Regions from separate parts of the Homo sapiens genome. Here regions 2 and 3 are each linked to region 1. A link is a loop called in an ENCODE intact Hi-C map of the cell type or tissue named here. Cell type or tissue: ascending aorta. All regions are shown on one strand.

Evidence for each region. Peaks named below come from ENCODE experiments on the same cell type or tissue, not always from the same donor. Only the 100,000 strongest peaks of a DNase experiment are listed, where the experiment ranks them.
Region 2: it touches region 1 in a loop (4-fold over the local background); 6 of 110 quality-filtered maps call a loop at or near these places.
Region 3: it touches region 1 in a loop (2.5-fold over the local background); 4 of 110 quality-filtered maps call a loop at or near these places.

What each region holds. Positions count from the first base shown.
Region 1 is chr10:123,963,603-123,971,602 of GRCh38, forward strand. It overlaps LOC107984128 (a long non-coding RNA gene), which reads right to left and starts at 3,143. Exons shown (of 3, transcript XR_001747628.2): 1 at 1,343-3,143. RefSeq lists enhancers at 286-455, 2,681-2,850, 2,847-3,016. In ascending aorta, a CTCF peak has its summit at 4,260 (motif pointing left); a DNase peak (open chromatin) is centred at 4,229; H3K4me3 peaks cover 524 bases; H3K27me3 peaks cover 897 bases.
Region 2 is chr10:123,887,565-123,895,564 of GRCh38, forward strand. It overlaps CPXM2 (carboxypeptidase X, M14 family member 2), which reads right to left and starts at 4,243. Exons shown (of 14, transcript NM_198148.3): 1 at 3,792-4,243. The coding sequence starts at 4,095. LOC105378534 (a long non-coding RNA gene) reads left to right here and starts at 6,140. Exons shown (of 3, transcript XR_001747622.2): 1 at 6,140-6,419; 2 at 6,514-6,680. In ascending aorta, a CTCF peak has its summit at 3,836; DNase peaks (open chromatin) are centred at 2,867, 3,367, 3,507, 4,377 and 2 weaker places; H3K4me3 peaks cover 3,786 bases; H3K27ac peaks cover 5,850 bases.
Region 3 is chr10:123,855,116-123,863,115 of GRCh38, forward strand. It overlaps CPXM2 (carboxypeptidase X, M14 family member 2), which reads right to left. Exons shown (of 14, transcript NM_198148.3): 3 at 7,499-7,608. Among named protein-coding and RNA genes, the nearest start is that of CPXM2, 33 kb to the right of the region's middle. RefSeq lists an enhancer at 4,562-5,062. In ascending aorta, no CTCF peak of the experiment used is centred here; DNase peaks (open chromatin) are centred at 2,736, 3,046 and 4,716; H3K27ac peaks cover 3,070 bases.

The DNA.
Region 1 (8,000 bases):
TTCTAAATGGTGTCTTTCCCTTCTCTAAACAAGCATGGCTCAAAATATAAGCTACTCAAGTGAGAATGTGAGAGGATGAACAATTGGCCTGGTTTTCCTGGGACTTTCAGCACTAGAAGTCCCATGTCCAGAAACCCCACGGCGCTGGGCAAAGTGGGAGAGTTGTTTGCCCTAGCATGAAGGCTTCTTGCAGAATCACCAAATGTTAGAACCAGGGGAATTGTCTGAACACTGGGAGAGAAGACTTTCAAATGATTTAGAGCCTCAGACCACTGTTTCAAATGAAAACTTATCTGAGAAGCAATAAGCAAACAGACGCGACAGGAAATCCTCTGGTGGACAGAGGTGGGGAGCCTGCAGGGAGAGTAAGGCTCTGACCTGGAACACTGGGCTTCTCTGATGTCATCCAACAATCACCCAACCCCCAAGAAGACAGGGGGCTCCCACTCACCTCAAATCAAAGCCCTGGGAGGAGCTTTGCAGTGACTTTGGTTAATGATATCAGATTAAAAACTGCAGCCCCAAGGGGAAGTATGACTTTAGGGGCCAAACTAGACCTCCTCTTCCTTAATTTCCAAAAGAGACAGCTAGACATGCCCTCTGGCAGCACCTCCTTCCTCCCCACATACATTTGCTTTCTAATTTTGGAAAATAATCTCATGAACCCCAAACCCAATCTTAGAGACACTGCCACATAAAACCCCCACACGCATGCATGCATGCACCCACAGTCGCCTCCCTGGGGGCCTTGCACACCCTGACTGAGAGGGCAGCCAGCCCTGCTTCTGGCAGGGAAGATGGAGAGAGGGACAAGGAGAGGAAAAGGAAAAGGGAGAATCAGGCAGACAGAAGTAGGGCAGAAGCTGGGTTCAGAGCCTTGGCCATGCTATCACCAGCTTACAGCCGAGAAACAGACAGGCAGAGTGAGGGTACGAGGCTGGGGTCAGAGGTTTTGAAGCCAGACTCATCCCTGGCCTCCTGACTCAAGGCTCTTTCTGCCACCCAGACAGAATCATACCTAGCTGGGCCATGGCTATTTAAGGGAGGCCATTCACCCACTAATCACAGATTCTGACCTTCATGGCTTAGTCTGACCTTCACAGCTTAGTATGAAAAAAATGCAGGGAATGGGGGCATTTGAGGAGTCCATGCCGGGACCTCCAAACACTGCATCTCTGAGATCAATATAGACCTTCTGGAAAGGCCCTGGTTATTTACAAGCTTCTGCTCACACCTAGTGCCCAATTCGTCACATTCTCACTAAACACAACCTCAGCACCATGGGGGGACAGGGAAGGGTCTGTTCTCCCTGCACATAGAAGCGGCCAGGCACCCAGCTTACCCTGAATCTGGAAACTTCTGCACTCAGAATCCTGGATTCCATTCCCCAGTCAACTGCAGGTCCCAGGTAAGGAAACCCATTCCAGTTCTCTGAGTTTGGGAAGAAAGGGCAGGCCCACTCATCGGTGATGCTGGAGCTCCAGCTGAAGAACCCACCAGCCCTGGAGGAGGGGGGCCTGGGCTGGGCGGACTCTCTGGCAAGAGCAGGTTTCCATGGAGACATGAATCCAGGGCTGGAAGGACCTTCTCAGTTTGCTCTGAGCCACTGCCTGGCTCACACCCTACGTGAGGCTCCTGCCCTCATCTCCCCCTGGCATATTCTCCCCACATTGGACTGGCAGATGATGGCTCACTGTGCAAAGCACTTAGTGACAGGATCCTTTTATTCCTCACTCTAACCAACCCAATGGGCACGAACTCCATCAAAGGATGAAGCAGAGTCCCAGAAGATCAAGTGTTCGCCCAAGTCTCAGAGTTTGGGAAGAAAGGGCAGGCCCACTCATTGGTGATGCTGGAGCTCTGGGCGAAGAACCAAAAGTCACCCAGTGAGTTCACGGGGACACACAGCTCCACCTCCAGCAGAGGTTCCTACTCCCCCAGCTGGGACAGCCACTGCAGCACCGCTCTGCTCTCTCGCCTCCCCAGCGGCAGACACCCCAGCCTGTGCCACGGCCACTGCTCAGGGTGAGCCACATGCCCCCTGGGCACCCTCCGCTGGCATATGTCAGATGTTGCTCTCACAGACTTTATTTTATCACTACAACAAGCCTGTAAAACAAGTCTGAGCCTATCCCCCTTCTGTCTGTAGATGGGGAAGGAGGTTTGATTTGCCCAAGGACCACCAGGGAATCACTGCATGGGCTGACCCCAGCTGCAGCCCTCCTGCATGGCTGCCTGTCACTCCAGCTAAGCAGAGGAGCTGCCGTTACCAGCACCCTTTCCCTTTCTAATCTGAAGGCAGCCCTGCGGTGAGAGAGTCCCAGCGTCACCCATCACCCCAGCAGGTCAGGGGCCCTGGAGTCCCCCCTTGATGAATGACCTTAGCAGGAAAGAGAAATCTGCCCCCTCTCCATGCCCCACACCCACAGCCAAACAGTGGCTTCTCACCACTCCAGCTTCCTTTCCAAGAGGGTCCAAGCTCCCACCGTGGCTTCCACACTATTCAGACACTTCCTAAGTTCACGGGTCATTCCAGTGCTTTGCCACTTCCAGGGAAATCAGCACTGGAAATGCAAGTCAGCAAATAGGACAGAAGCCCAGGAACCAAGGGTAGGGCCCAGGGAGCCCTACCAGGGGCTGGCAATCTAGGGCAAGTCTCTCCCCTCCAGGCTCGTCTCCTCCTCTGTTGTCGGATAAAGCAAATCGCTTCCAGCTCTATATGCCCCGCCATCTTTTTGTAATTAATATTTCAACTGATTACATGAGTTAGAGGAAACCAAACAATGAGGATGATGAAAACAAAAAGTGTTTGCATTGGAATTTACACAATGAACTCACCCTAGAACTATTCCAGAATTAAAAGCCTCTTAAAATACGGTCAGATGCAGCATAGGCCAACCCATGCTGCTTTGAGCTGCTTCCAGTGGTCTTGGTTGGAAAGAATGGACTGCCTAGGATGGAGGGGGAGTGGGGTGGGGTGGGGAGGTGGGGGCCTGCACAGAACCTGGGGGAGCAAACCCTGGCCTCAGACATGAAGTCTGACAAAAGAGCCTTGTGTGGTGTAGGGCTCAGAGTCCAGTTTCTTGTGCTGAGAACCAAGTGGAGGATCGCGTGTCTGCCTACCCGCCCCATGTCCCCCCACCCCATCCCCCCACTGAGCGCCCACTGCTTGCATCGGGGCCATCAGGAATAGCAGTGAGGGGGGCTCTGTGGCTCCCTGGAGCTCTCAGCCGCCTTGCATATCTCCAGGGGCTTCTGGAATGGTCTGGATCTGTATACAGTTTCAGGGTTTCCTTGCTTTTCCAGTCTGAGACTGAAACTCATCCTCTAAGCATTTGAAAGAAACAACAGGAAAACTCAATCCTCTTTCCTTCCACAGCACATTTAGGGTGAGAGCTTCACAGCTGAAAATCTCCTTTAAAGAAAACGCGGCCCAAATATGCTGGGAGGAGAAGCCAGTGGATCTAGGAGGGGCCGGCGTTGCCGGCTCTGTCTCTGGGCTGACAACCTGGTTTCAGTATTGGTAAGTGGGTCAACCCCAGCTCCAGCGGCTCCTCCTCACCTCTGCCGATTGAGGGCCACTGCAAATTTCAAGCAGAATAAAAGAGTATTCTGAGGGCCACTGCAAATTTCAAGTAGAATAAGAGTATTCCACAGTTAAAGAAAATTTTATATATCTATATCCATCTCGCACAGATTACGTACTAGGCCTTCGTCTAAGCACTTCTTAATTATTAACTCATTCAGTCCCATTTTACAGATGACAAAACTACCAAGTGGAGAACCAAGGTCACGTTGCTACTAAATGGCAGAGCCAAGAGTTGAGGCCAGGCTATCTAGGTAGGACCAGGACCCAGAGTGGAGGGTGGGCCCAGGGCTGCCAGGTGGGCTCAGCGGGCCTGGAGCTGGTTTGAAACACAGGCGCTGCGGTGACCAAGTGAGCTGGCCCTGAAGGGCAGCGTGAGGGAAGAAGCCAGACCCCCCAGCCAGAGCCCCAGCCCTCAAGGGACAACTTGGCCAGGACAAGCTACTGGAACAGGCCAGGGCCCTTTTGGCGGGGAAGGGAGAACTGGACCACCCGGCCGAGAATTCCAGAGACTTTTCTCACTGATGGGAAGAAAACTGGGTCCCGGTAGGGGCCAGTGGGGAACGGGGCTTTGAAGGAACTCAGGACTCAGGCGTCCTTGGGATCATCTCGGCAAACTGCAGGTCTCCGGGGAGCCGCTCCGGTGCATTCCCAGGTCCAGCCTGCCCCCTGCTGGCTGTGTCGGGGAACCAAACACAGGCGTCAGCCTCATCGTGCAAAGGTGGACTTCTGAGTTCTCAGATACCCCCGTGAAGCCCACGCTAATAAACTGGGAATGACACGTCACAAAATCAGTTATAGAGTGCTGCTGATACAGTCATCATTCATTCTAACCACGTATTTAAACCGAGAAGATTGCATGTATGTTCTGCCTGTCAAGGAAACCATGGCATAAATTGTGTAAAATTTGTGTGCAGCATATTTTTGTCAGAAGTGGGGCAGAGAGGAGAGTGTTTAGGGGCTGGAGGTTAAAGTGCTGGAATCCAGGTCACCTCTACCCCAGTATACTCAAATGGTTGACTCAGGGCTTCAATGAAACACTCAACAATCGGAACGGGGAGTTTCAATCCTGCTAAGAAAACAGTCTATTTCCCTTCTGCTAATTTCATTAAATCAGTCTAGTATTTTTCAAAGCCTTTTGGCAGTTATCATAAAACAGACTCTCTGATCCCATAGGACAGTGATAGAGGATCATAAATCCAGCTGATTTGCATCTTTTAATGACCCAAACTTAATCACCCATAAAATCCCAGCCTCCAGCCAGACTGGCTTCCAGTTCGTTGCTGTTATTTGAGTATTTGCAGTAGAAAGTTTAATTTTGCTTTCACCTGGCCAGGACCCTGGGCTCACACCCACCATGTGCTAGCATCTGTAGTAAGAACAAATTTTGCAGAACAAAGCAGGTGACAAAACAGGTATTATTTTTCTATAACAGGACTTAATATGAGAGTCCAGCCCCCATTCACCAAATAACAACAAATGTCATCTAATCACTTCTGGGAATGGCTTGGTGATGCCTTAGTCTCTTTGCAGCTCCAGGTACACTTTCCCCTTCCTTGGTATCATCCACTCCTAAGGATTAAAGTGCCATCCACCTGCAGTTGCCTCCTGTTTCTCCCCACAGACCAGATCCCTCCTGTGCTCCAGACTCACCCAGCTAAAAGAGAAATGCCATTTCCATCCACACCGCTTCCCTCTGAGCCTTCCCTGTCTCCATGACTCAGGTCCAAACCAGGGCATCTTTTTGAGTCCTCTTTCCCTCACACCTAATCCAACCTTCAGTACAACCTGTGGGGTCTACCTCCCAAATAAAGCCCAAAGGTGACCTCTTTCACCTTTGCTGTTGCTGCCAGCCTTGTCCATGCACCACCGTCTTTAATCCGGATGATTCCAGAACTTCATGGTCCACACGGAGCCACTAGCCACATGTCGCTATGTAAATTGCACTAATTTAATTAAAATAAAGTGAATTTTAAAGCCGAACTTCTCAGCCACACCTAGCCAGATTCCAAGTGCTCAAGGGCCACACGTAGGCCCGTGGCCGCTGCAGGTGCAGTGCCAATGCAGGACACTTCCATTGCAGGACAGCCCTGCTCCAGGATCTCTCAGGGACAAAAGGGACGATGACCCCTGCCTGCATGTGTGTCTCCTCCCCCAGGCCCAGCCCATCTTCCCCAGGGCAAGCAGGGCCTTCTTCCTGAGCACGACTCAGCTGACATCGCACCTGTGCTTAAACTCTCTTATTGCCTATCCCGGTTAACAGAACAAAACGCCAGTTCCTTCCGTGGCCAGCCAGGCGCCACATCTTCACATTCAGCCAACCATCAGCAAATATCTATTGGACATAAACTATGTGCCAGGCAATTGTGATGGAAGATGCCAAACAGCAAAGAGTCAAAACTCCTCGCCTCCATGGAGCTGTCTAGGGGTAGGGGGGCGGGGGGAGCGATAAACAAACGGTAAGTAAATGATGGTTTTCTAGAAGATGAAATTGCTATATATATATATATTTAAAAAAGAGCAGATTGAAGGCACCTGGAATGCCAGGGGAGGGTGACCAGATGGCCTCGTTGACAAGGTGACAGGTGAGCCTTCCAGGTGGGGGATCAGCCAGCGGGGAGGCTCCAAGGTGTGGGCAGGCCTGGGTATTTGAGAAACCCAGGGGATCCAAGGGGCTGGGAAGGAGGAAATGAGGGAAAGGGTAGGTCCTTGGGGTCATGGGAAGGACGTGGGCTTTCATCTGAGCCAATGGGGAGTTATGGCAGGGTTTGAGCTGAGCAACAGTTCCCAGCTCATATTCAAAAGGCTCCTTCCAGCTGCCGGCATACGATGGGTGTTAAGAGGGGGGCGCAGAGAGCCCCGAGTCACCTGCAGGGAGGAGGAGGGTGAAGTGGATTTGGGTGGCAGTGGTGAGGAGTTCAGAGATGTTCAGAGGATCCCAGGTGGGTGGGATGTGAGTGGGGGTAGCAGCCCAGGATGGCTCTGGGTTCCTTGGCTCCTGAGAGATGGGACGGACAGGTGTGCAATGCTGGTGAAGACACGAGTGGGAGGCGTTCACTGGACACTAAAACAGAGGGGCAAACGGAGAGCAGGAGGCATTCACTGGACACCCAAGAGGAGCGATAAAGGGGAGCGGGAGGAGTTCACTAGACGCCCAAGCAGAGAGGCAAAAGGGCTGGGTCTGAGTCCACAGTGCTGGAGAGAGGTTGCTTTAGAGGCGGGAGCTAAGTGCTATGAAGCTGGCCCGCTGCTCTCTCCTTTCCTCTCTCCACTCTCTCCGTCTGGCCACTTGCACCTCCCTTTGCACCCACGACATCTCAGCTCATTTCAGTGCCCTAGCCTCTATCCTAGCAGTCCCCTGGCCAGCTCCACTGCGCGGTTCCGCCCTCTGCTTCCCACCGCACTCCGCAGCCCTGAATGATCGCTACTCACCCGGCTTAAACTGTGAGCCCAAGGATACTTGAGGACAGTTGTGTGAGGACACTTGTGGAGGACAGACACTCCAGCTCCTTGCTTGGGCTGTATTCCCAGCGCTAGACAGGCCTAGCCCCAGAAGACTCAGCGTCTGCACTGCCCCCACCTTGCTCCGCTCCCTGCCCCACCTTGCCCGCCCCCTGCCCTACCTTGCCCTGCCCCCTGCCCTACGTTGCCCCGCCCCCTGCAGCCACCTGCTGCTTTTCTGGGAGGCCCAGGAACCCAGATGGTCGCTGATGAAGAGGAGCATCTCTCCCGCACCAGTGGACCCAGCCCTGGGTTCTCAGCCTATAAGATACCACCACGCCCATACACAAACACGTACAAACATACACACTCCCACACACAAACACACACACGCAATCACACACAAAAACACCCCACACCCACACACAGTCACACACACACCCCACACATAAACATCCACACATTCACACACACAATCACATACACACACCCCACACCCACACACAAACACATACACACAAACATCCCCCCCACACACTGACATACATACAAACGCCACACAAACACACAATCACAAACACCTTCACACACAATCACACACACACAAACACCCCCACAGTCACACACACAATTGCAAACATACACATCCCACACTCACACACAAACACAATCACAAATACCTCACACACAGTCACTCACAAACATGACCCCCACACACAGTCACACACACAAACACCCTACACACACACAACCCCCCACACACAGACACACACACACCCTCCACACACAAAAACAATTTCACACAATCACACATAAACACCCACCCCCAACACACACAAACACCAACACATGCCCACACACACAAATATTCCCCATACACATGCACACCCCCCACACACAAACACACAATTACAAGAACACACACAAACACTTCCACACTGACACACAAACACAATCGCAAACATATACACAC
Region 2 (8,000 bases), 76 kb before region 1:
CAATGTCTGGAGACATTTTTGGTTGTGACAACAGGGGGGAGGGTGCTACTGGCATCCAATTTGGAGTCCAGGGACACTGCTAAACATCCTGCAATACACAGGAAGGCAACCCCCTTCCTCCTCTGTTGGCACGTACACACAACACACACACACACATACACAAACAAACACACAATTGGCCCAAAACATCAATCCTGCCAAGATTGAAGTATCTTGTACTAGAATCATCTAAGAGGTTATCACTGGGGGGAGCTGACAAAGCGTACATGGGGCCTCAGTGTACTATTTTTGCAATTTCCTGTGAGTTTATAATTATTTCAAAATAAAAGCTTAAATAAATGTTTTTAAAGATTCCATTCTGTTTAATATATTGGGGCTCTACTTCTCTGGAAACCTGTTAGCCACTCATGGAAAATGCAATACTCTCAGTTAGCCAAAGGGTTCAGTTCTCCAAGCATCTCCATGAATGTCAGCATGTCACACCCATTGGGCATTTCTGTGGTGGTGCGAAAGAACAGCCAATGGTCAAAGCCAGAACCCACATCAAGATCAAATCCCCAATGCCCTTGGCTCCTTGCATAAACCCCGCTACAGGGTTAAAACAGGGCTCCCTCCTAGGGCCTACCACATAGAAAATCTGCCTGTGTGGGGAATCACTGCTGAATACATCTTTCCTTGCACTCACCTTTATGCAAAACAAGAGCTATCTGGGAAATATTTTATCATCTGCAAAGATAAAGTACATATAGACTTTTAATTAGTTATATATGCTTTTATACTGTTATGCATCTCTAAATTGAACCCCTCACTCCCACCTCAGTGCCTCATACATAGCATTGCATCATCCACCCAGTGAAGCAAAGTACAGAAGTTTGCATTAAACACTCCAGGCCACAGTCCAATGTTCCTTCCTATGTAAGTGCCTTCCTAAGATATTCCAAAACAATCCAATGCAGAGATAAGTGCTTCTATTACACCACGAGCAGCATATAGATCAAGCCGCTACTTAAAGTAGAAAAAAAATAATTTTCTCCTAGTGTAGTTTAACTGCACAAAACTGTCACTGATTCCCCTAACTAAGTTCACGCTTAAACCAGTCTTCCCACTTTGGTCCAGGGCAGAGGATTCTGCTGAGCAAACACCAAAATAAAAAAGGACAGGAGTTAAAAATATGAGATAAATGTCACACTTGTCTTGTCATGGTTGGGGAGAGCTCTAAAAAAGCCCCACAGAATTCATTAGAAACACAGCTGACATGGTAGCAGGTCTGCAGGCAGCTGTCCCAACAGGCCTCTGATGTGAGTCTCTAGATCTTCCGAAGACGTGTTTTCAGTATGGGGCTTGGAGATCCCGGTGGATGCCAGGGCTGCGGTGAACTGGGCAATGTGTCCTGCAGGAGCAGAGGCTAGGCACCGAATCAACAGGCTCCCCCATGGCCTGTCTCTACCTGCAAGATGGCCTTCCAAAACCAAATGAGCTTTTTCTTGCAAATTCAGGTTACACTCTGATTTCTCCTCCAGAGACCCCATTCCAAGAGTGGCAAGAGCTGTTTCTCCAAGGACTAAAGAGAGTCACTTCCCCATGTAACCCCTGAGTCTGCAGACACATTAGTCTGTGGACACTGCTCAGGCCAGGCTGTGACTTTCTGAGATGTGTTTTGTAGGGAAAGAAACCTATCTTAGGAATGATGTCCGGTCACTTGTACGAGTCCCCAGGACAATCAAGCTGACTTACTTGTCAAGTCTTAAACATCACCTCTTCGGGGAAGCATTACGCAAGCCCCCACAGATTCAGTGAGCTCCCCCAGCTTGTTTGTTACCTTAACACCCCACACTTTTGTGCAACCCTTAACACAACTGTGATTACTTTCTCAGAGTTCCCAGCTAGTTCCATGTGGTGGGGGGCGGGGGCTGGGGGGCAGGGAAGAGGAACGTCTTGCTCTCCCCATTCCTAGGATCTCACCCAGCACCAGTGCTTAGCAGGTTCTTGGTAACGGCCTGTGGAATGAATGAAAGGTTCACAGGAAGACCAGCACATAAGCGGGCAGGCACACTGGAAGCTTTCATTAAAAAGGTTTTTACAGCAATTGACAAAGTAAAGTGAGGTGGCAGGTGCAGTCTTCCTATTTGCAAACGATGATGAAGTTAAAGCTCAGGAAACTGAGCCATGATTCCAGATCCCCAAGTTGATGAGCCCTAAACATGGGTGTTAGGCCCAGTCTTCAGACTCCCAGTCTGGGGCTCTCTTCCACTTTCCCCCTTAGCACTACCCCCAGTGACTGCCAGAACCCAACATACATGTCTCCTGCCTACACCACCCTACCATGCCCAGGACGGAGCTAAGCACATTGCAGGCACTTAAAAAAAAACTAGAATGCATGTGGATTTGATTCAAACTACCAAACCAAAAAGGCCTTGAGTTAAAAAGGACAGAAGAAAGGCTTTCAAATATCCCAAGCCAGCAAGTGACGCTGAGCAAGTTACTTAAACTGTCTGAGCCTCACCCACCCTTCGGAGCCACTGAAAGGATGAAATGAAACTGGCACATAAAGTTTCTAATGGAGTCACAGTCGACATTCTACAAATATAAGTCTCTTCCCACTCCTAATCCTGTTATTAAGCCACTGTAGCTCTTAAACATCTGAATTCCCATAACTCTCCCTGAAACACTGGAAATTCTGGATGTGTTCAGGGTTGTCACACAACTCAGAAATCTCCGCCCATTCAAAGTTGTCCACAAATGGAAGCATGCCAGGGCCTCTGCAAAGGGGGGTGCTCATATAGGTCCACCCTTTCAGGAGTTCTGTGTCCTCACCCCTCCTCCACTTTCCCACTGCCCTGGCTGCTGACTTTCGTGAGCAGTTTAACCAAACAAAGACGATGCCTTCCATACCCGGAGCCCTGTAACGGTGGCACCCGCACGTATCTCCTTTCAGGAAAGGCCATTGCGAGGCCAGAGAATTTGGCCACATTCCTGCTCATGCCCCACTCTTGAAATACCAGGCCTGCAGCCCCTGCAATTTAAGCAAAGAACATTTGGAACTAGAGAAAGCCCCACTTCACAAGGTGGTTAATAAACTACGTCATTTAGTGGAAGTCATTTTCCTAAGAAAATGAGGTTGGCAGAAACTGAAGATGGATTTGAGAAGGGTATGAGACTTGGATGAAAGACGGAGCACTGCAGGCAGCCAGGGAGCCCCCAAGCCGGAGTCCAGGCTGCAGCAGACTCCAGGCACAGACTCCCCAGTGGAGGCTGTGCCATCCTGCCCCAGCCGGGCAGAGGACCCAAGAGACCCGCTGAGAGTGGGAAGGAGGGAGCTGAGAAGGGACACGACTGGGTAAAGGCCTACTGGCAGAGCTTTCCCTAGAAGGCCATCTGCCAAAACAGCCAGCCATCCACATCCCCAAAGCGGAAATTCAGCCGCATTTGAGGATTGAAGAAGTAGGCAGAGAAGTAAGAGGCATCCAGCAGAAAGACCCTTAGCTCAGGGGATTTCAAGCTTGAAACAAGAACTTTGACTCTCATAGGCAGCCTCCCAATTGCACAGCTCCCTCTTTACCTAAGGGCATAAGCCAGAGCTGAAATGCATGTCAGGGTCAAGGACAAGTTCTGGGAAGCTGGGCGGGCCGGCAGGAAGCGCAGATACAGTCCCTAGGGAGGCAGAGGCGGCAACAGGGAGATTCCCGGGACTGGCCCATCCCAGACACACACAATGGGAGAAGCCAGTTGTCCCCTGGAGGCGCGCAACCACCGGCGCCCCCTCGGGCTGCCCAGCGCAGAAAGTTCCTTACCTGGTGGAGGCGGCTCCGGAGCCGACTTCTCCCTCTTGGGAGCTTTCTTGGGCTTGGTGGCCCTCTTGGGCGGCCTGGGCTCCTGCGGGCGCCGCTCCCACTCCTCCCCGGGCCCCGCAGGCAGCGGCGGAGAGAAGGTCTCGAGCTCGGGCTCCGGGCGCGCGTAGTAGGGCTCCCGGCTCCAGATCTCCTGCCCGTAATAATCAGGGTCCTCGAGGGCTGCGCCCTGGGCTCCGACCCCGGCCAGGGTCACTGCCAGGAGCACCAGGGCCAGCGCTGGGGTAGCGGTCCCCGGGCGGGACATGCCTGCTCCGCCCCGCGCCCAGGGCAGGGTCACGGTCACCGGGGGCGCCGGGCGGGCTGCGGGCGCAGAAGCTGGCGCGGGGCAAGGGCGCAGGGCACAGCAGAGCGGCGCGCTTGGGCGCGGGAGGCGGCCGGCTGGCTGCGCGTGTGACCGGCCCGCGGGGCTGGGCTGGGCTGGGCCGGGGCGGACAGGGGCGCGCAGAGGCGCGGGGCGGGCGCAGGGGGGCCGGCCCCGCCCTTCCTTCTTCCCTCCCTTTCCCGGCGACCCCTCCGAGGCCGGTCCTTGGAGGCAGGTGTTCCAAGCAGCCAAGCCCAAGAAAGCCCCCTTCCCCTCCCCCGCAGGCCAGCCAGCGTGGGGCCTGCTTCCCCAGAGACGCTAATGAGTTTCAATCTTAGAAGAAAACACTGAGGCCCGCTGTTCCATTCCTGTTTTACAGGTGGAGAAACGTGACCTGAGAGAAGAAAAGATTGGCCCAGGGTCCTAAAGTAAATCAGAGCCCAAGCAGCCTCCAGCTCTCAAACCGTGCCCCGTGTGCTGACCATTCCGCAGACGTGGACTTCCCACTAGCCATGCTACTGTTTCAGGAACTGGGAATGAGGAATTCCTGAGGTTCCCGGGGTTTCTGGGAGTAAAGTTCCCTGGGAGCAGGGCCTAGGGACCCTGGAGGAGCCCTCTCCCATCTGAGACTGTGATTCTGTTGGGTCTTGGGAAAGACAGTGACGTTACCCCAAGGTGGCCATCCAGGGGTCACAAGAGGGTTTGTGGTTCATCCAAGAGCAGGCTCTTGCCCAGAGGGTCCTTTGAGAAAGGGCCTCCTGCTTTGGACAACTCTGCATGGGTTCTTTATGCGGAGCCCAGGCCCATGGCCCTGCGGCTTCTGCTCTCCAGGCGGGGATGTGGGGAACCAGGGACTGCATCGTTTCCCTTGCTGCTGTAACAAACGATGACAAACTTAGTGGCTTCAAACAACACCTATCTCACAGCTCTGCAGGTGAGAAGGCTGATGCGAGTGTCACCAGGCCAAAATCAAGGGGTCAGCAGGACTGGTTTCTTAGGGGAGCCTCTGGCGAAAAGTCCACTTCCGGGCTCACTCAGGTATTGGCTGAATTCAGCTCCTTGCGGTAGTAGGACTGACGTGCAGTTCACTCGCTGGCTGTGGGCTGAGGCGCCTTTCCTCCTGCTGGCTGCCTGTGTTCCTCCTCATGTCTTCTGCAGGCTCCTCCAGGCCTCTCCCTGGTCCTCGCACGTGGGCCCGGCATCTCAGAGCCAGAGCTGGCACAGCTTCAAATCGCTTCCCTTCCTGCCACATCTTTCCGCCTTCCAGCTAGAGAAAATTCTGTGCTTTTAAGAGAGTGTGAATAGATGGGCCCACCCAAAAAATTCAGTATAGTCATCCTATCTTGAGTGGTGACCTTAACCACATCGGCAAAGTCCATTTTGCCATGTTCCCTAACTTTTTGCCAGGTTCCGTAACTATCTCTTGTTCTAGGTATTCAGGTGTAGATGTCTTTGGGAACCCATGGAGTGCGCTACAGGGACAGACTGACCCTCAAGCCTGCATTGGCCTGTCACCTTCCCAGTTCCTCTGGGTCTGTGATGTGATCCTACGATGCCACTGAGCTGAGTCAGGGCACCAGGGCAAGGCCTCACCATTGCCCTGGAGTGAGGACTTCCCTAGAGTGGGGGCTCCTGAGACCCCACAGTGGGCAGGGCTTGGACCAGGAAGGTTGTCATTCTCTTTCTGCGCAGGCCACTCCACCAGGCCATCTTTTAGGGCCAGTCTTCCAGGCTTCCAGTTTGAAGGCCAAAGCAGAATGACCAGAGGGAGAGGAGGAGGCTGCTGGTTGAGGCAGGGCCTGTCTGCAGGGACCAGGAGGCCTTGGTCCTGCCTGTCAAACCCCCAGGACGCTCTGGAATCCAGAGCCAGCAGAAGTCCTCAGGGTGAGAGGGCAGGAGGGTCCCCTTCCCCACCCACCACTCTTTGCTCCCCAACCCTTCCTGGATCCCCACCCACCCTCCTCCATGGCCTATCCCCAGGGCTCACTCCTGGGGACTGTTTTATCTGAAGCCAGGCACTCCAGACGACAACACAGTCTTTAGTGGTGAAACAGAAAGCGGCTCCAGCAGCAAGCAACACACCCAGCGTTCCAGCGAGCTGTGTGAAGCGCTAACAAGAGGCTGGCCTGGCATCCTGGCCAGAGGGACTGCAGAGGCAGCCCAGGCCAGGACGGTGCCCTGCACCACCTCCATCAGAACCCCCAGAGCTTGCTCAACAGCAGACCGACACCCAGGCGGCACCCCAGACCTTCAGAATCTCCTAAAGAGTGGGTTCAAGTACTAGCATATCTAAGAAGTTCCTCAGGTAATTCTGATAGCATCCAAATTTAAGATGAATCTTCTCCCTCTCATTTTACACAGGATCCTGAGGCCCAGATTTACCTGAGGACACACAGCAAGCTAGTGATGGCCAGGACTAACCCTGCTCTGCTGCCTTTAACCAATATTTAAAGTCAGGCCATATACATCCCAATGGCCCCAAGCCCATGAGTCCTGAAGACACTTTACCGCTTTTCAGCACCTCTTAGGTGAGTAACATAACATATACCCGCTCTGCAGTGTCTGGTAAGTGTCCAGAGAAGGCCCTACCCAAACATGCCTCTCAACATGTCCCTGGAATAAAGAAATGAGTCCCACTTATTACTGCTCTCCCTATCAATGCTTGCTTGTTTGTTTTCCCTGGAGAGACACATAATTAAAGCAAGTAGGACAAATAGAACAAGAATCGATTGCACTGATGCCAGTTCTCCCAACACAGAAGCCCACGGCACTGTTCCTGGAGCCTCCTTTGTCTACCTCTGGCTCCCTCTCTCTGGTGCTGCCCGTCCTGGAAAGGTGCAAGGCACAGTCAGAGCTCATGAAGTTTAGGAAGATAGGGCGGCAAAGCTGACCTCATTCTCTTGGTTTGCAAGCCTTATTCTTTCTCCCAACTCTCACCTATCTGCCTGGGAGGGTCCTGCGTTCTTCAGCTTCTCAGATGAAGACCTCCCTGGTCATCTTGGCCCCATCTCTCCTTCACCTTCTAATACATAGCAGTAAGTCCTGCTGCTCTCATGGCACACATTCTTTAATCTGCCTCTTCCTCTGTTCCCACTGCCCATCACTCAGCCCATGGTTCAGAGACCCATGGCAGATGATGGGAATCCGTGCTCAGCAGGTCTCGCTGTTTGGGCCTCTCTGATCTGCCGTCCACTCTTCCTTCAAGGCAACAAGCCATTCATTCTCCCTAAACACCCGTTAACAACCTTGCTCCCCGACCGAAGAATCTGCAGGGCTAACCAATCCCAAGTAAACCTAACCCCTCTAGGTAAGGTTCAAGGCTCACCAGCTCACTCAAACTTGGCTCTTTCCACTTGCCACTGGGCAACAACCATAAGACAGATTCTTTTTTTTTTCTTTTTTTTCTTTTTTTTTTTTTTTTTTTTTTGACAGAGTCTCACTTTGTCACCCTGGCTTGAGTGCAGTGGCACCATGTCGGCTCACGGCAACCTCTGTCTCCTGGCTTCAAGCAGTTCTCCTGCCACAGCCTCCCAAGTAGCTGGGATTACAGGTGCCTACCACCACACCCAGCTAATTTTTATATTTTTCATACAGACAGGGTTTCACCATGTTGGTCAGGCTGGTCTCGAACTTCTGACCTCAGGTGATCCACCCGCCTTGGCCTCCCAAAGTGCTGGGATTACAGGCGTGAGCCACCATGCCCGGCCAAGACAGACTCTTAATGGCCTCCTGCACAGCACTGATAAGCTCTGTGATTATTATAATATGCTAACTTTGCATCTTCCACAGAAACCAACAGAATATAAGAAACACAGAAAATTTCAATAACTCCTTCTGCATAACTAATC
Region 3 (8,000 bases), 110 kb before region 1:
AGTCCTGTTATTCCCATAAAAATCCAAATACCCAAAATTCCAGTGTTTTGGCATCCAAACACTGTCTCCCAGACTGTTTGCTTGAAGCCAGATGTAGAACAAAATCCCTTTATCAGAACAAACACGACATTCCTTGACTCGGAAACTATGTCTACTGTGATTATTTTTGCCTCTGCAGCACTTAGCACATATATGGCCCCCAAGAAGAACTTGTGAGACACAGTAAGGTTTTGCATAGCCAGGAAAAACAAAAACAAACAAAACAGAAAATCGGGAAGGCATGAAGGAAGAGATAGGCTTAGGGTCAAAGACACGGGTGCAGGGCCCAGCCACAGGCAGGTGTGGGTCGGGCACAGGTGAGACCTGGGAAAATGGTACTGCCAAAGGTTCTCCATAGACTTCCTGCCAGGAGAAATGTGGGTGGCCTCCACCTTTGGTCAAAGTGGGGCCCCAAGAGCACTGGGGCCAAAAGGTACAGGGAGACACGTACAGGACGTGCCCTGGAACATGAGCTGTGACACAGGATAAAACTCAGTTGGTTCAATGTTCTAAAACTGCATTCATGTCTTCATGCGGGGGTACAAATGAAGCCACAGGCAGCAGCCGCCTCCAAATATCCCACCTCATTTTAGGTAAAAAGTGGATGAGAACACTGGAACTAGATTCTAGTACTGGCATCGAGGTGCTCCATATAATTTTTTTAAGGAAATGACTGAGGAGAGGACTCATGATTCCTTCCAGCAGTGCTGGGGAAATGGCTCTGACAGACACTATTATTATGGCCAGACGTTTCCTCCTGGAAGAGCTGCAAGAGGTGAGCCTCTCTCTCTAGGGGACCAAACTCTCAGTCATTTCTAACATGGGTGAGACAAGACCTGGTCCACAGAGTGCCAAACGACCGTGACCAGGCTATCACAAGGACACCCAGAGCTGTGCAGGGAGTGTGCTACGTTTTTCCTTGTGACCTCAAAACATCAGCTGTTTCTTCCAAGCTCTGATCTAAGCACCAACTTTTCTACATCCCCATTTATAAGGGATGTAAGTCGGTCCCCAGTTATAGGCAGGAATTGTGGTGACATCCTGAGTCCCAACCACACACTTGGTGTTTCATTTCTTCTGATCACACGTCAGACCCTGACTGACTTACTGTAATTTAAATTCTTGAGAATGAGGTTGAAAGCCAGCCCTCTGACACGGCAGTGCTTACTACTGCAATCTGTTTGAGGCTTGCCAGCTAGGAAAATATCCAAAATAATAACAGTGGTGCAATAAATCACTTCAGCAGGGCTGCTGTCCCCGAACCCCCTTCCTTAGTTTATGACCCAGGGAAAATATCTTAGGGTCCTCAAAGGAGGATTCTTTGGGGTGGGGCAGGTGATGAGCTGCCATTAGATGACCCACCTGAACATAGGGTCACTTCCTAAGACTACCTACAGGCAAAGGATCCAAGCATGTTTTGTTTTGGTTTGGTTTGGCTTTTTTTTGTTTTTTTTTGAGACAGAGTCTCATCCTCTCGCCCAGGCTGGAGTGCAGTGGCATGATCATGGCTCACTGCAACCTCAGCCTCCCAGGTTCAAGTGATTCTCCTGCCTCAACCTCCCAAGTAGCTGGGATTACAGGCGTGTGCCACCACGCCCGGCTAATTTTTGTATGTTTAGTAGAGACGGGATTTTGCCACATTGGCCAGGCTGGTCTTGAATTCCTGACCTCAGGTGATCCACCCGCCTCGGCCTCCCAAAGTGCTGGGGTTACAGGCATGAGCCACCGCACCTAGCCCTAAGCATGATTTTAGAGGTCATTGTCAATATGTTCTCTTGGAGACTCAGAATGTTAATTTCCAATCTGTCCGTAGTTGCTCCCAGAATGGAAGAAACCAGTGACTGTTTCTAAATGAGATCACAGCCTCACAAGTGAGTTAGTATAAAGGGGTCCTGGGCGCACAGGAAGAATAATCATAGGTGAGGGGCCGAACTTTTGCTCTCCTGCTGAACTGGATGTCTTCCTTGAATTCCTGAAAAGTCTATTTTGTCCCAATGTAGTGATAAAATGTAAATGTTGGTTTTTTTCTCTAACCTTATATTATTAAGTTAACAAAAGTAAAATTCTACTTGAAAAAAAGGAAGTATTGAGTTATAAGGACTCTTTCAAAGTCTTCTGCTTAAAATGATGGAAAAGGAGACAGGTATTTCTGTAGTAACACGGCAAATGTATTCCAGTAAAAGTTCCCAGTCTAAAACCCAGCTCACCAGCCAGCCCATTCAAAATCTATACAGGTCTAGAAGCAGAAGACTGAAAAAAATTAATTTTAAAAACACATTAGCACAATTAAGGAGACACGTTGAGTTGCTCAAAACAGTGTTTAAATACAGCTGTAATTATAGGATTTGATCTGAAAAGGAAACAAGCAGGGAGGCAGGTGATGCCAGCGATGGAAGGCGGCGTGGAGATGGAAGGCGGCGTGGAGATGGAAGGCGGCGTGGAGATGGAAGGCGGCGTGGAGATGGAAGGCGGCGTGGAGATGGAAGGCGGCGTGGAGATGGAAGGCGGCGTGGAGATGGAAGGCGGCGTGGAGCTGCTGAGTTGAAGGCTAGGGCAAAACGGAGAAGAACCTGAGCAATGCACCAGCACAGGCCCCACTGACGCCGAGGAACAGGAGGCACAGGGCACCACGCACGGGACTCCGCAGCTTCCACGCTCGCCCCTGACAGTGCACTCTGTGGTCAGGTGCTGGTGCTGGGTCCCACAGACTATTCATAGACTCCACACTCACCCGTGACAGCGCACTCTGTGGTCAGGTGCTGATACTTGGTCCCACAGCCCATTCATAGACTTTACACTCACCCGTGACAGTGCACTCTGTGGCCAGGTGCTGATACTTGGTCCCACAGACCACTGATAGACTCCATATTCACCCGTGACAGTGCACTCTGTGGCCAGGTGCTGGTGCTCGGCCCCACAGACCATTCACAGACTAGCAAAAGTCACACATGAACCAATGCTGCTTCTGTGTCATAATGACATCATCCCTGTATCTGCCAACCACACAGGGCAAATATGCACTAGAAAAACACATGTGACAGCAGACCAGCCTGCCCGGCCGCCTCCTAGGCTTCTCCTGCTTAAGCTCCCTTAAGCACTGCAGCCACTACACAGAAGCTTTGTTGATTCAGCGCATCCATATGTGCAGACACCGCGCTCACACAGGGTGGGGAATACCCAGAAATGCAAGAGACACATTTTCTGCAAGCGGCTCAGCATTTGGCGAGGGTGCAGATGAATAAATCAATGTGAGATAACTGTCAGAAAAGAGAGATGTACACGGTTTGATCACTAGTCCAGCTGTTGGACCTATACCACTTCTATCTGTTGACTTGGGAGGCAATTTTATGGCATCATTAGGAGCAACAACTCAAGGTTTAAAGCTGCCTGGATTCTTAATCTGCCCCTCCTGGGAAATGTGAGCTGAGTCATCCCATGCTCCCTGTGTCTGTTTTTCTATAAGGCAGAGGTAATAATAACAGTACTGTCTTCCATGTTGGAGGAATAAATGAAATCACGTGCATAAGGCACTTAGCACTGTGCCAATAATGCTTGGAGCTGATTCCCACTCTCCCTCTGCTAAAGACTGAAGCATCTTGAAGGCAGAGAATCCCTAGGGCTTTTTGTCATGGCCCTTTCCATGCCTGTCACATAGCAGGCACCTCACAATGGTCTGCTGCAAGAATGAATGCTAATAGGTAAGAATATGCATTTGAGAACTGCCAAAGGCAATTCTTTTTCTTTACTCCTTTTGACACTCACAATTCCATGACGGAGGAAGAGCCAGCGGTGGGACCTGCACCTTCCTGATGACGACACTGAGCCTTGGAGAATGAGGGCATCTCACCCGAGGCCACATGGCTGGTCAGCAGAGCGACCAGCACCAGCATCCCAGCCTGTGAGCCCCATACCTTCCAGCCTGGACCACAGCCACATCTGCGCCTATAGAGTCCTAGGCCGGCACAGCGCTAGGCTAAACCAGCTCACAGCCTGCACTAGGGTATTAAACACAGTTTCTAATTCTGACATCTTGGGGTTTCTCGATCACAAAATCCCATTAGCTCAACACGCCTACAAAATACTCGTATGTGAGACAAGATGTGGTTATTTTTAAACTGCATTTCAAACCGTTCTGTGTGGGGAGATGTATTTTTGGCACACACTGACTTTAATTATGCACCTGTGACAGTGGAATCACACTGCATGTGGCACTGGCTCTGGAAGACACAAACCACAAAAGTGGGCTGACCTCGTCCCCATTTCCCTGTGGCACAGGAGCACAGCCCTGCTGACACCTCGATTTAGCCTAGTGTGCTCCCCGTGGGGGACTGGGGCTGTATGTCGAAGCCCACAGACACACATTGCAAACGACACTGTCCTGTCTGGGGTTGACACCAGGTACCCGAGTAGGGTCAGAGCCAGAGGCTGGGGATGGCGGGCCCAGATTTGGCTATTAAAGCAGCAACTTCACAGTCTAAGAGCAGGTACGGAGACTTTCCTGTGAGAAAGCATCAGGGTAAATAAGATGCCCCTGAAGAAAGAAAAACCCACGAAGACAAATAGCACTGATGTGATCCCCATGCACGGCCTCCTTTTCACCCTGACCACAGGCAGGAGAGTGCGCTCAGCCAATGCATTCACTGAGGGGAGCTTGGCATTCTGCCTGGGGTGGGCCTCTCACGGGTGAAAGACTACCTGAAGCCAGGAAGACGAAGTGAGGACAGCCTCGCCGGCTGCTCCCTGCTGGACGCCCCATCTACGGTGAGGCTCCTGTGCAGCCCAGGAAAGGTAGGTCAGTGAATAAACACCATCTGCACCTCAGCCAGGTCTCCGTCCATATCCTCAGTGCACCTCCCATGTTGCAGGTGCTATTCTGCACACCAGGGGCTGGGCAAGCAGGAGAAACAAGGCCACATCTAACATGGGGCTTACTCACAAGGAAGGGGCAGATACAACCCAAGGAAATAAGTAAATGAAGGTTCAGAGAGAGACCCAGTCACCCAAGACCAACCTGGGACTTTCCTCATACAGTAACTAGAAGCCACCAGAGCCTTTCAACAGAGGAAGGAGATGATCCAGGGAATGTTTTAAAATCAGAAGTCACCTAAGGTCACCACTCAAGGAACTCTGTGAGTGATTAGGACTCTCATCTTTCTGATGAGGCAACTGAGCCTCAGAGACATGAGATCATTTGTTCCAAAGTCCCCCAATCTAGAAACATCAAGGCCAAGGTCTGCACTCAGCATGCCTGTCTACAACATCTCATTGGCACACCCTGCGTGGCACTCTGCCGGTGGAATTCCCAACTGGAGGGACAAAAACACCACGCTCCCCCGACCTTCCCATTCAACCCCAACACATTTAGGATTAACAGGACCTTTTAATTTTTGACCGAAAGCACAAATAAATGTGAACACTTTCTCTTTTTCAAAGGATAATTTCAATTATAGAGAAATCATGCAAAGCATCAGACGACAGCTCCCCTAATTAATGCACAAAACAGGCTGCACACGCCCTGCTTGGATCTGACTGTCATTTCCTCAGAGGCCTGGAGCCCCGTCTAGGGTACTGGAGGCACTGTGGGGACACGAACATAGCTCCAGCTCAAGCTTTGCGGGCTCATGTGTTCATCCCTCATAAAACATAAGAGATTGTTTGCAGTTGACAGTTGTGCACATCCAAATATTTCTTATTAGTTATTATTCTTTTTTTATACGAGTATTTATAAACCAACCTTCGGATCTCCTTAAAGTTAGTTCTACAAATGTTCTACCTGAATTCGTCTGAACTGAAAAGTGGCGGAGGTTAAGCAGTTCGAAAGTCTGTTTGATGCGGTGCAGTCTGAGGGGTGGGGTGGAGAAAGAGCAAAGCTTGGAGTCAGAGCTTGGCTCAGATGCCCCCAATCCCATGAGCTCCCTGGGAAGGAACCTTATCTGTTTGTACACAGTTCCCAGCACAGCAGCTGCCCCTAGCACATTTACACAGACCGCTGGGGGAGTCAGGGGTCCACTCTGCCACTTGGAAGCCATTAGCTTTGAGTGCACCCTTGATGGCTCTCAGGGCCAGGGGCAAGGAACCTCCTCCCTCCCTAGGCCAGAGATGGTGCACGTGCAAAGGGGCTTGGAAACTACTCCCAATACAGAAGAGCTATAGAAAGAAAACTAGAATATGGTGCCATTAGAGAGCCACACAGGACGGTAGAGATCAAGTGCTAAGTTGAGAAAGAACAGATCAGCAGGAGGTGGGGCAGGAACAAAATGCCCTGGGGATGGGGCGGCAGAATAACTCCTACCCAAAGATGTCCACGCTCTAATCCGCAGAACCTGTGCATATATTAGATTACACAGCAGAGAGGAATGAGGGTCACAGATGGAATGAAGGTTGCTTGAGGAAGGGAGATGATCCCAGGCTATCCAGGTGGGCCCGGTGTAATCTCAAGGATCCTCAAAAGGGGAACAAGAAATCAGAACAGAGAACCAGACAGGCAGTCACATGAAGACTCCATCTGCCTTTGCTGGCTCTGAAGAAGGAAAGAGCCACTAGCAAGGAATGGGGCAGCTTCTCAAGACTGAAAAGGGGAAGAAAATTGATTCTCCCTACAGTCTCCAGAAAGAGCATCGCCCTGCATACCTTGATTTAGCCCAAGGAGACGTCTGTCCTCCAGAACTGTAAGAGAATACATTTGTGGGAAGAGGCTACGTTTGTCACAGCAGCAATAGGAAACTCATACATGGATCAGATGGGATTCATGTGAGTGGAGCATGGTTGGGCAGTAGAAGTTTCAGGCAGGGGAACCTGCTACAGAAAGGGCCTGGAGTCAAGAATTGCACGGCGTGTAGAGTGTGCAGGCAGGAGCTCACCTTCCTGGAGCAAGACCTCGGACTGATGGGACTGACAGAGAGGGAGGCCTGACAGTCTTGAGGCCCAAGGTCAGAAAGGCCCTTGAGCCTCCAGGAGGGAGACCAGCCAGGATGTGCATGGTCCCAGGAGCCATGCAGGGCTTGACCCGGGGGAACACAATGGAGGGAGCCACAGGAAAGCCTGGAAGGTGTGTGTGTGGCAGAGACAAGAAGCACTGGCAGGGAGGCAAGGGAAGACAAATGCCACTGCCTCGTGTGCCACGGCTCTGCCCCGCCATGCCCCAGGCATTCCACCTTCTCCTCCTGTCCTTTCTGGACCAACAGCATATGGAAGAGAAGTGTTCAAAAGGTGGAAGAGGAACAACCTGGGTCCAGGTACTGGTGGTCTCACTTTTACTCACGACAGTCTTTGGAGAAGACATTGCCTCCCTGAGTCTCAGAGCTCTCTCTGTAAAATTAGGATCATTCAGCAATATCCTTTCTTACTGTGAGCATCCAGGCTAATGCATTTTAAATCCTGCGCATTGCCTGATCCAAGCTCAAGGAACCAGAGCAATAAACAAGGCAGTCAAAATCCTTCCAACCACAGGGCCAGGTACCTGGATGTTGAGTCTCCCTCGATGTGCCCCCAGGCCATAGCGCTTCACCGTGGAGGCATGGAGCTGGAAGTCTGTGATTTTTAAGGTTTCCAGACCAAGAGGTGGGCAACCTGGAAAGGACAAATGCTTGTTAAAAACAACGACAGATGCTGAAAGGGATGAGTTTCTTATTTTCTAAATCTGGCCGCGTGCTTTTCCATTTTCCCCTGAACTCCCACCCACAGGCATGCCTGGTCTTTCCAGACACGGTTGATTGAACTGTCAACATTAAGCCAATGTTCTTTCTTGTTGGCATTTGCTTTAGGGGTGTTTTTGCTCTGATATTCCTTCTCTTTTGCTGTCCATGCTACTGTCTGAGGCTGTTCCCAATTAAGGATCCTTCCCCAACATGACTCAGTCAGGAAGCATCATTGGAGCTCTGCAAATTAATCAGAACTTGCGGATTTTGCTTCAGCAACTCTGGCCTTTATATTGTGCATGCTAATGAGCAGAGGAATATAAG